Linked DNA regions of Homo sapiens: region 2 is linked to region 1. Evidence: chromatin loops called from intact Hi-C (ENCODE). Cell type or tissue: gastrocnemius medialis. All regions are shown on one strand.

Evidence for each region. A loop is a pair of places that touch in the nucleus more often than their neighbours do. Peaks named below come from ENCODE experiments on the same cell type or tissue, not always from the same donor. Only the 100,000 strongest peaks of a DNase experiment are listed, where the experiment ranks them.
Region 2: a loop joins it to region 1, with 2.4 times the contacts of the local background. A loop is called at or near these places in 1 of 110 quality-filtered maps.

The regions. Positions count from the first base shown.
Region 1 is chr5:59,540,877-59,545,876 of GRCh38, forward strand. All of the region lies in intron 1 of PDE4D (phosphodiesterase 4D), which reads right to left. Among named protein-coding and RNA genes, the nearest start is that of MIR582, 160 kb to the right of the region's middle. In gastrocnemius medialis, no CTCF peak of the experiment used is centred here; DNase peaks (open chromatin) are centred at 2,785 and 3,235; H3K4me3 peaks cover 760 bases; H3K27ac peaks cover 5,000 bases.
Region 2 is chr5:59,615,228-59,620,227 of GRCh38, forward strand. All of the region lies in intron 1 of PDE4D (phosphodiesterase 4D), which reads right to left. Among named protein-coding and RNA genes, the nearest start is that of MIR582, 86 kb to the right of the region's middle. In gastrocnemius medialis, no CTCF peak of the experiment used is centred here; a DNase peak (open chromatin) is centred at 2,414; H3K27ac peaks cover 5,000 bases.

The sequences.
Region 1 (5,000 bases):
CTGAGAAGAGCAAGTTAAAAATCCAGTCTTAATTGGGGCTTGGTGGTAGGATTATTTTTATCTTATAGATTTATTTCAATATTCATTTTAGGAAGAAAGAAGACCTTAGGAAGGTCTAATTCTCATCAGTTCTGGCATAAGCTGAGTTAGGGATCTCAGAATTTAAAGAAACGACGCCCTTAATAATGGCATCTGAAGAAGCAAGTGTACCATGCTGTGACAATTACAAGATACTACATCAGTTCCCATCCTCTACTAGGCTCTTTTAGGATGGAGACTCTGTCTGGTTCACTGCTTTATCTCTATAATTTACAATAGTACTCAGAAAATAGAAGGCGCTCAGTATGTAGCAATTATTGCCTGACTGGCTGTCTCTGTAAGCATTACAGGGAATGTACAACCAAAATGTATAAAGTGTAACATGACACCAAAGTTCATAAATTAAATGTTATCAAAATAGATTGTTTTTATAAATGAAGAAAATTAATCAGAAGATATCTTTTTAGAATATAACAACCTCTAACACCCAGTCTACAAATATACCCATCATCAAACTTCTGGCAAATGTTCAAAGTAAATAAACACCTATCATGACTTAAATACCTGGCTTTATACTTCAACAGTGTTCATATGAGTAAAAACATTTTTGCTTAAGTTGTCTACCAGTTTATAATATGGGAAGGAATTCCCCATGGGATACTATCTCCTCCCCCTTTATATAGGGAATACAAGTTTGGCTAAATACTTTATCATAATTGTGCAGAAAGCACATGGCCTTATAAAAGGGCAATCACATATATTATCAATGGGATTGATACTATTATCAATGGTTTCCTAAAAGCAGCCTCTCCATTTTGCAAGTCTATCAACTTATAGTTCTTTACCTTCCCTTCAGCTGAATCTACTCACTTCAGGCTCAGCCTGAGTTCCTGAAAGAATCCTGCCAGGGTGGGACCCATTATAAGGATTTTAATTGCATCTAGGTCATGACACTCAGATCTGGATCTAGGGGTGACTGCTGGCTTCTGCATGATCTACTCTTCTTCTCAGGCTGCCCATTCCCTGAGATCTACTTCATGGACACTAGATCCTGTGCCTGATGTTCAAATTAGGATGGCCTCATACCACAATGTTTTGTTGCCCCTTCTAGCTTTGGATCTCCTGTAACCCCAAATAGCCTAATCTATGCCGGGCCCTCTTATGCCCTTTTGATACTATTTCTCAAATGACTCACAAGACCAGCCTCTAAGGTCAAGCTAGTTCTCCCAGGTCTCTTCTAGTATCCTAGTGCTATTTTTTTCTCTGCCAAGTTCTGATTTCTTTTCCAGTCCCTGTTGCTAAAATCCTACTGAATCCCTCACAGCCACCCAAATCCTGGCAAGGTATGATTTTACCATCTTAAGTTCATTTTCAGGGCTGAGCGTATAATAATGACTGGTCATGCAGCACCCAGTGATCACACTGTACAGAGAGTACAGACATTGGGATGGAGGAAGGGCAAAAAGAGGCCCTTGATACTGAAACATATTTTCAGAGAGTAATATAATTGGTGAATTCTCATATGCTGTGAGGATCAAATTGATGAACCATTTTAGCACTCCCACAAGAATTCTGCTCCCTCATTTCTGCACAGAATTTCATCTTATGAAAAAGTTCCACAATTGTTAACATACTATAGCATCTCTTCATGCCAAGTAGTTTTGTATTTTAAGAATTACAAAATGCACTCATCAAATAATTTTGGCACATAATATATATTTCTAAATTCCAGAACAAATCTCTCTCTTGAAATTCTATTTAAAATACAACCTGGGCTTGTACACCATCCAGTATGATAGAAAAACATATAATCAATTCATAGAAGACCAACACCTGCCCTACAGGTGCTAGAATTTGACATCTTGTTGAAATTAGATTGAAATTTAGTATACAGTATGTAAGAAAAAAGGCAGACTACAATATTTCCTGCTAGTGGACATCATTCAGGCCTCAGAGATGAAATGTGCAAAACTCTTCTAGAAATACTAATCAACTGAAACAAGCCGCCTCCAAAACAGTAATGTGGTCAGTCTGCATGCTGCCAGGTAATTTACAATCCATGACAAGCAGAGCCAAGTGAAAGTTATTTACATTTATTCTACTGGTAGAATAGAAGAGATGAGAGTGAAAAGGATCTGCTGAATCAGATCATGTTTGACTGAGGAGTGACAGGGAAGTTTTCTTCAATTAATAGCCAGCTGCATAATTTGAGCTAATGCCAGCTGGACTTTCATCATGAAACGACACAGAAATAAATTATTCTGTACTCAGGTGCTGGCATAGTGAAGTGAATTAATCCACTTAAATCTGGAGGAGGGAGAGAGAAAGTAGATTACACTATCTGAATTTTTTGAGCCTGTTTTAGCCACACTTTAAGGATACTGAGGTTCATGATAATTATTAAAATGTCCAAGTGGATCCATTTAGACTCAAATACTTGCTTGAATGAACAAATTCTTAGAAGGGAGGAACCAGAGTAGAAATGGCTTTATCAAGGTCATGGTGGTTTCTTTCACCAATTAGTGAAATTCATATTCAACTCAGAAGGTCAGGGGGAAGTGGGCAAAAAGAGTCTTATTAAGAACAACTTTATAGGGGAATTCTTGAGGGGGTAAAAAGGTGACTACAAAGATATAAAGGAATCCAGGACAGGTTTAGAGAGGTCAACTGCCTGCTGGTTCATTCAGAAAAGATTAACAGACCCAGCTGCTGGGACTTTTCTGGCTAGGCATCCTTCCCAGTGGTCACAAGTCAATGTGTCTCCTGGCTGCTTGGCTATGTTCCCATCCGTCTGGATGGAAGAGCGCCCACCCCTACACGCCAGAACTTTTCCTTAGGGGAAAGTTACTGAGGTTCCACGTCAGGCAAACTTTGCTCACCCATCACTTCAAGTAAACAACTCTTCTATGGAGATTTCTTAGAGAAAAAATGCACTTGAAAGCATCTAACCAAAGCAATGAAGGTGGAAAAAACAAGTTATGTGGGAATCTGAGTATAGAATATACAGACATAAAATAAGCTCTCCAAATGAGGAAGCAGTCACAGCTTGACCTCTGAATTGTTTGCTGTTTGTTCCTTCAATATTCAAACTGTAGCCCTGGAAATACAAACACAAACTTCTAAACACTCACAGGCCTGTGGCAACAAAATGCTACATGCCAGCTTCACAACTGGGGCATGCAGACCATAAATCCTGTAGTGGCAGGAGGGGAGGTGTGGAAATAGACTGTCATCATTCTGCAGCAAGGAAAACTAGGTACAAGGAAAAGGCAACTGGCAACACATTCCTGGATTCTCTCATTCATTGAAGAAGGAACTCAGGGATTGAATTACCCAATTGACGCTAGTTCTACCCATGCCAGAGGGCAAAAGTTCCAAGACTGCCACAGGCCATGGTTGCTTGGAATTTAGGCAGAGGTGCTTGGTCCTTAGAGTGTAGCAGAGAGAAGTTCTGGAAAAGGAGCTCCTCATCGAGTCTGGTAATGAGCACTTCTATTCTGACATGGATTTCAGAGGACTCAGGGGACAACGTGCCCAGAATTTAACCCTTTTAATCAGTCAGCATGAGAGATAAATCTAATTTAGCTATATGAGACTGATGAGAAACAGTCTTTGCCGTCTATAACACAAAAGGAAAAGGACAAAATAAGAAGCCCATTACTTTTAGTTAACATTCAGAGCAACAAATAAATTCCTACAATCACATAGCACCTGGTTCCATCAATGGTTGGTTAGTCTGGGAGATTCTAAGCTATTAGCTGGAAGCTCTCTCCACAGTGAGTAGTGGGGAGAAGGGGAGAAGCGAGCTGTTAGCTGAATTAGCAAGTGTTTTTACAAATGTCATATGTAGTGTCAATGTGTGTCCTAAATGTAACACCCTGCCAATTCATCAATTTATAGACAGAACATAGGCACAATTTCTAGATATGAGATTGCATGACAGTGTTTCTCAAGGATTAGTTTATTTCTTTCAACACACCCTTTTTGATACGAACTGCTTTATTTTCTAGCACTCACTACATCTCACTCAAATGTGTGGATGGCAACAGAAAATTTTGATCATTACTCAGAGTACTGATTTTATACATTATCATCTTTAACCTTACAGTCTTCTGAGGTTAAAATCCAATTACATAAAAAGCAAAAGAACCTCAGAGGTAAAGAGACCAGCCAAAATATAACTATGCCCTAGTTTTACCCCTGTATTTTTATTATTTTGTGGGGTAACTTTTATTTGCCAGTCTTCCTTAAAATTGTAACTTCTTTGAAGATGGGAACTCCATATTATTCATCTTTTCATCTTCAGTGCCTAGAACAGTGCCTGGAACCTGGTAGGCAGTCAGAAATGTGAGAAGTAGATGCAGGCCATGCAGCCAGTCAGCAACAGTGCTGGGTTTTCAATGCAGAAATGTCTGATTCCAAGACCACTCACGTAAAAAAAAAAATGTTGCAGTTTATCAGTGATGTTTGGCAAAAGAATGGATGTTGATATTAGTTTACCCAGTTTCATTCTAGGTAGTTCACAACCAGGAGCTTCTCAAGAAATACTTGTTTACAGAATTCATGAATCCAAATTAGCTCTGTTTCCCAAAACCATAGATAACTGGAAACTAAAAATTGGATAAAAGTCAGCTTCAACAGAAGAAAAAAGAGTTTGTATTAAATATGAATGAGCATTTACTTTGTTAAATGATATGTGGGCTTTTCACCTAGATTACAGGAAAATTACTCTAGCATCAATTTTTACTTTGAACTTTGAAGAACTTTGAAGAGCTATATTGAGTAAAACCCAAAGTGCTCTCCGCATGAAAAATTCTAGTTTGCCCCTACTGTAAAAATTCACAATATAAATATAATCATGAGGGTATTTTCTTTCATAGCATCAGTCATTTAAAAATACAAATCTTTGAAGAAAAAAAAATTGTTGACGAAGTAAAATAGCATTAAATCCTGTAAAAAGA
Region 2 (5,000 bases), 74 kb after region 1:
TAGAAATCATGAATCAAACAGTAAGGTTTCCTGGGATATATTAGACAAAACAAAATTGAACCCTGGTATGTTTGAATTGGGAGTAGTCCTGGTACACTATGACTTTCTGGTTCAGAGATAAAAGCCTTAAATGGCCTCTTAAACTTTAAGGATTCTTAGCCATTCAATATCTCCCTATGCCATTTTGATGAGACTAGTGTAAATGAATCATAGGCACATAGATTAAATTCCCCCACGAAATACTCATGACTATGAAACATTTAAGAAAAAGTGGGTAAAGAGTCAAATATGTTTTGCTGACTCCTCAATATTTTCAAGATGGACACAGACACAGTCAGCACATTCAAAACAAGCTAACAGTGACCAAAAGTGTCTGCATTTGCTCTTATATCACCAGTCTTTATGTCTTCTTCAATTGTGAGGAAGAAAAGCTCTTCAACAATACAGTTCACATTTCAGTCTCAGTAGCTGGGGTAATCTGATCTCCTGATTTTACTCTAGGCTTACTTTGAATGTGACCCTAGTAAGTTTAAAATTCTTTATACTGCCTACCTTACACTCCTGACTAGCTAGTTAGCTAAATAGAAATGAGGGTTAGACCAAAAGAGGACTATCTTACAGCGAAGTATAGGTCTAGGCAGTTTTCTATCTATTTAGTGAATTATTACAGAAGTCCTCAAAATGGCCTTCTAGGAGTCTAGAAAAAGTAAACGTATTTTCCATAAGCATCCACAATCTGTCTTTTTTTTTTTCAATTATACTTTAAGTTTTAGGGTACATGTGCACAATGTGCAGGTTAGTTACATATGTATACATGTGCCATGTTGGTGTGCTGCACCCATTAACTCGTCATTTAACACTAGGTATATCTCCTAATGCTATCCCTCCCCCCTTCCCCCACCCCACAACAGGCCCTGGTGTGTGATGTTCCCCTTCCTGTGTCCATGTGTCTTAGTAGTAAAACCAAGAAATAATCTCATCTGATTTTAATGCAAATTACACCCATTTCCAAACATGCTGGCTTTTTAAAACAATATTTTTTATTAAGATTTACAATGGAATTTCAAAAATGCAGCCATTTACACTAGGTTGATTCTTATTTCACTTTATGTACATGAGTGGTTTTTCAGCTTTAAAGTTTTAAAGAATTCAGCTCAGTATTTTGGTGTTTCAGCACTTTCTATTTTGAAAATGAGCCAAATATTGATGTGGTCAGATCTATGATCCCTCAAACCATTAAAAGTTATAACTCTGTGATAAATATAATGTAGCAGTGTTCCAAATTGGCAACTCATATTAAGTTTAAGAATAGGAATTACCTACAAAAAATTTCCAAGTCACCATATATCTGTCTCTGTGATAATGTCATGCTCCCTAGCGATGCTCTCAAATGGTAGAATGAGTCACTGGCCCTTGTCTTTTCAAATTTTATCCATGAAAATAAAAGTAAACTGCTAAAGATAATCTAGAATTTTGTACTCTAGCAGGTTTCAAATATAATTGCTTCTGTGTTTTTTGGTATAAAGTTGCTCCCATGGAGATTATAATTCTGATTTTTTTCCTATTCTATGCATTTCAAGAGCTAAAATAAGTGTGGGAAAGGATATCTATATATATCTATACCTCTATACGTATTCCAACTAAGATAGTGAAGGGTTTAACTTTGTGTATTACTTAGACCTAATAATTACATATATATATATATATATATATATATATCTCCAAGATTTTAAAGTATTAGGTAATAAGTGCACATAAGATTTCGTACTTTTTGTCGTTTTCTTCTTTTAAATTATGCATCAGATTTTCTTGTCTCCAATTGCTGAGGGTGTATCTTCTCTTCTTATTTGCTATCAACATTATGACTAAAAATATATCCTCCAACATGTCTAAAAGTCTTATTTTAGATAGGTGGATTTCAAACCTTGCTTTGCTTATGGGTAAATTAGGCAAAGAGAGGGTGCTGTGGTGGAGGAGCTCCATCGTCCTCCATCTTCAACCTTGAAGAGCTCAATTTGGAAACCAGTGTGGTAGCCCTGTATAGTGAAAGTCATTTACTAACTTCTCTTCCATGGCAACCACAGTAAATATTATGCTACAATGTGGACTCTAAAATAAGAGATTAAAAGCTAATATTGATCTATGAATGTATGACAATAATAGCACCACGAATAAACCCAAGTCCAACACTTTATTGCGTCTCCCCCAGAAATCATGTGTTGAAGTCCTAACTCCTCGTACGTGAGAATGTGACCTTACTGGAAATAGGATTGTTGCAGGTATGATTCATTAAGTGAAGATGAGGACATATTGCAAGAGAGTAGGTCCCTAATCCAGTGTGCCTCACGCCTTTATAAAAAGAACACCATGTGAAGAGACAAACACGTACACAGAAGGAACACTATGTGAAGACTGGATGGATGCTGCTACAAGCAAAGGAACTACCAGAAGCTACAAGAGAGAACTGGAACAGTTCCTTCCCTAGCTCCTTTACAGGGAGCATGGCCCTGCCAACACCTCGATCGTAGAATTCTCACCTCCATAACTGTGAGACAACACATTTCTGTTTAAACCACTCTGTTTCTAGTACTTTGTTTCAGCAGAAAACTCATACACCACTCATTCCTCAATTTTCTGCATTCTGACTTCAACTCCTACCATACCAATGAAGTGCTTTTCACTAAGTAGTGGCCTCTTTTCAAGTCAGTCAGCTCATTCTACTTCTAGCTTTTCAACTACTGACTTTCCCTTTATAAAGCCTCTCTTGATCATTATTTTCTGATTTTTTTTTTTACTAACAGTTCTGAATACTCCTCATTTCATTCCTTCAACAATCATTGAGAGTTTATGTGTCATGTAAAAAAAAGAATTCTTCGATGCCTAAAAGTTTCTATGTTAAAGGAACATAAAGTTGGGTGGGAGAGAGAAGTAAATCAATGAGTAGATTTTCATTGTACACAGTATGAGAATAAACAGGAAGCCCTCTTAAGCCCATTCTACAGGTTTAGGCAGACATCCTTTTAAAAGATGATATATCAGATATGAGCTGGAACATGAGGAGGAGTTACCTTGACAGGAATGGAAGATGTAAGACCTGAGCCAAGAGGAAGAGGGTGTTCTAGGCAAAAACAGCAAAGAAACAAAGGCTCAGAGACAAGAGAGAATCATGAACGCCAGAGAATTGTGATGAAAACTGTGTGCAGAATGAAAGAGAGGACCTGACAAAAGAACAGAACAGGCGTCGGGTTCTGATGGGCCATATATGCCATGTTACAGCTTGGCCTCTATTCTGAAAGCAACAGATAGTCACTGAAAAGTCTTAAGCAGGAAATATATATTATCATATTTATCCTCTAGAAAAAAATGTTCTGAGCATTGTGTGAAAAACAGATTAGTGGGAGTAAGCAAAGCCAAACACAGAGGATACAGTCAGGAGGTGGTGGTAATATTTCAGAAGACAGATGATGGTGGCTGCTATGGTTTGAATGTTTCTCCCCTTCCAAAACTCATATTGAAATTTAATAGTCATTGTAACAGTATTAAGAGGTGGGACCTTTAAGAGGTAATTAGGTCATGAGGGCTCCACCCTCATGGGAGGCATTGGTGCCCTTATAAGGGCAAGTTCAGTCCCTTCTTGCTCTCTCCTGCCCTCTCACTTTCCGCCATATGATGTCACAACAAGAAAGCCCTCGCAAGATGCTGGCACGTTGATATTGGACTTTCCAGCTTCCAGACTGTAAGAAATGAGTTTCTGTTCATTATAAATTACCCAGTTTTAGGTATTTTGTTATAGCAACACAGACTGACTTAGCTTAACCTAAAGTAATACCCATGTATATAAAAAACTTTGGAGAATACTAGAGGTGAAACTGATATGACTTGACAATTGATTGGACATGAGGGATAAATAAAACAATTCAAAATGATTATCAAGTTTCTGGCTTGTACAATTTAATAAAATCTGATGTCACTCATTCAGACTGAAATATGGGGGAGGAGAAAAGGGGGAGGTGGTAGAGCAGATTGGATGAGATGGGAAGGGAATGGAGGCAAGGAGGCTCTCTTGGACACATCAGTGAGTTTGGACATCTTGTGCAGACATATCTAAAATATAAGCCTAGGGTCTAGGATATCCAGATGAAAGACTGATAAAGGGAATGCCTGAGAAGGCATGGATGTGAAGAAGACCACCAGCATATCACAATCATCTGTGGAATTTCTGAATAACTTAGGTGCCTGGGCCCCAATCCCTAGTAATTCTGATTCAGATGATCGAGCATAGCAAGCGGATGGCTGCATTTTAAAAGGCTTTGCAGGTGATTCTGATGCATAGCCATGGCTAAATACCTCTGGAATATGGGGTAACAGCAGAAAGTGCTGACGAAAGAACACTGCCATTTCAGTGGTAGGCAGAGGATCAAGAAACCCCAAAGAAAACTGACAAACTGCAGGCTGTTAGCTAGGAGCCCATGGAGGAATAGACTGTTTTATGCACAGAGAGTGGCCTACACTCTTCAAATACTGAAGAGAATCTGAGTAAAACAAAGACTAAGAAAAAATTTCCTGGATTTAGCACTAAAAATGTCAGTATATTTGGTGTAGGAAAGTGCAAAATTGAGAGTAGATGCAAAATTATTTGGCTGTTAGAGGGAGGAAGGCAGTAGGCAGAGGAGGACCCATGAAAATTTGCTTTAGCACTGTTATGCTTTGCTTTTTGAAGGAAGTGTTTTAAGTATGTTTAAATACCCATGTTAAAGACTTAGTCCATGGCTAAAGCTGGTGATCCAAGACAAGTGGCAGGTGAAGGAGCAAGTCAACTGAAAAGGCAGAAGCAGGTGGGACTCAAGGTACAGGAGCAGATTTCTACCTCAAACAGAAATAGGATGGAAATGTCCATGTGACCAAGAGACAGAGTTTTTATTGGGAAAAAAGGACACAAGGCTGACTAGAGAAATGAATGGGATTTTGGCAGTATTGAGGCTCCATCCAATTGGGTCTGG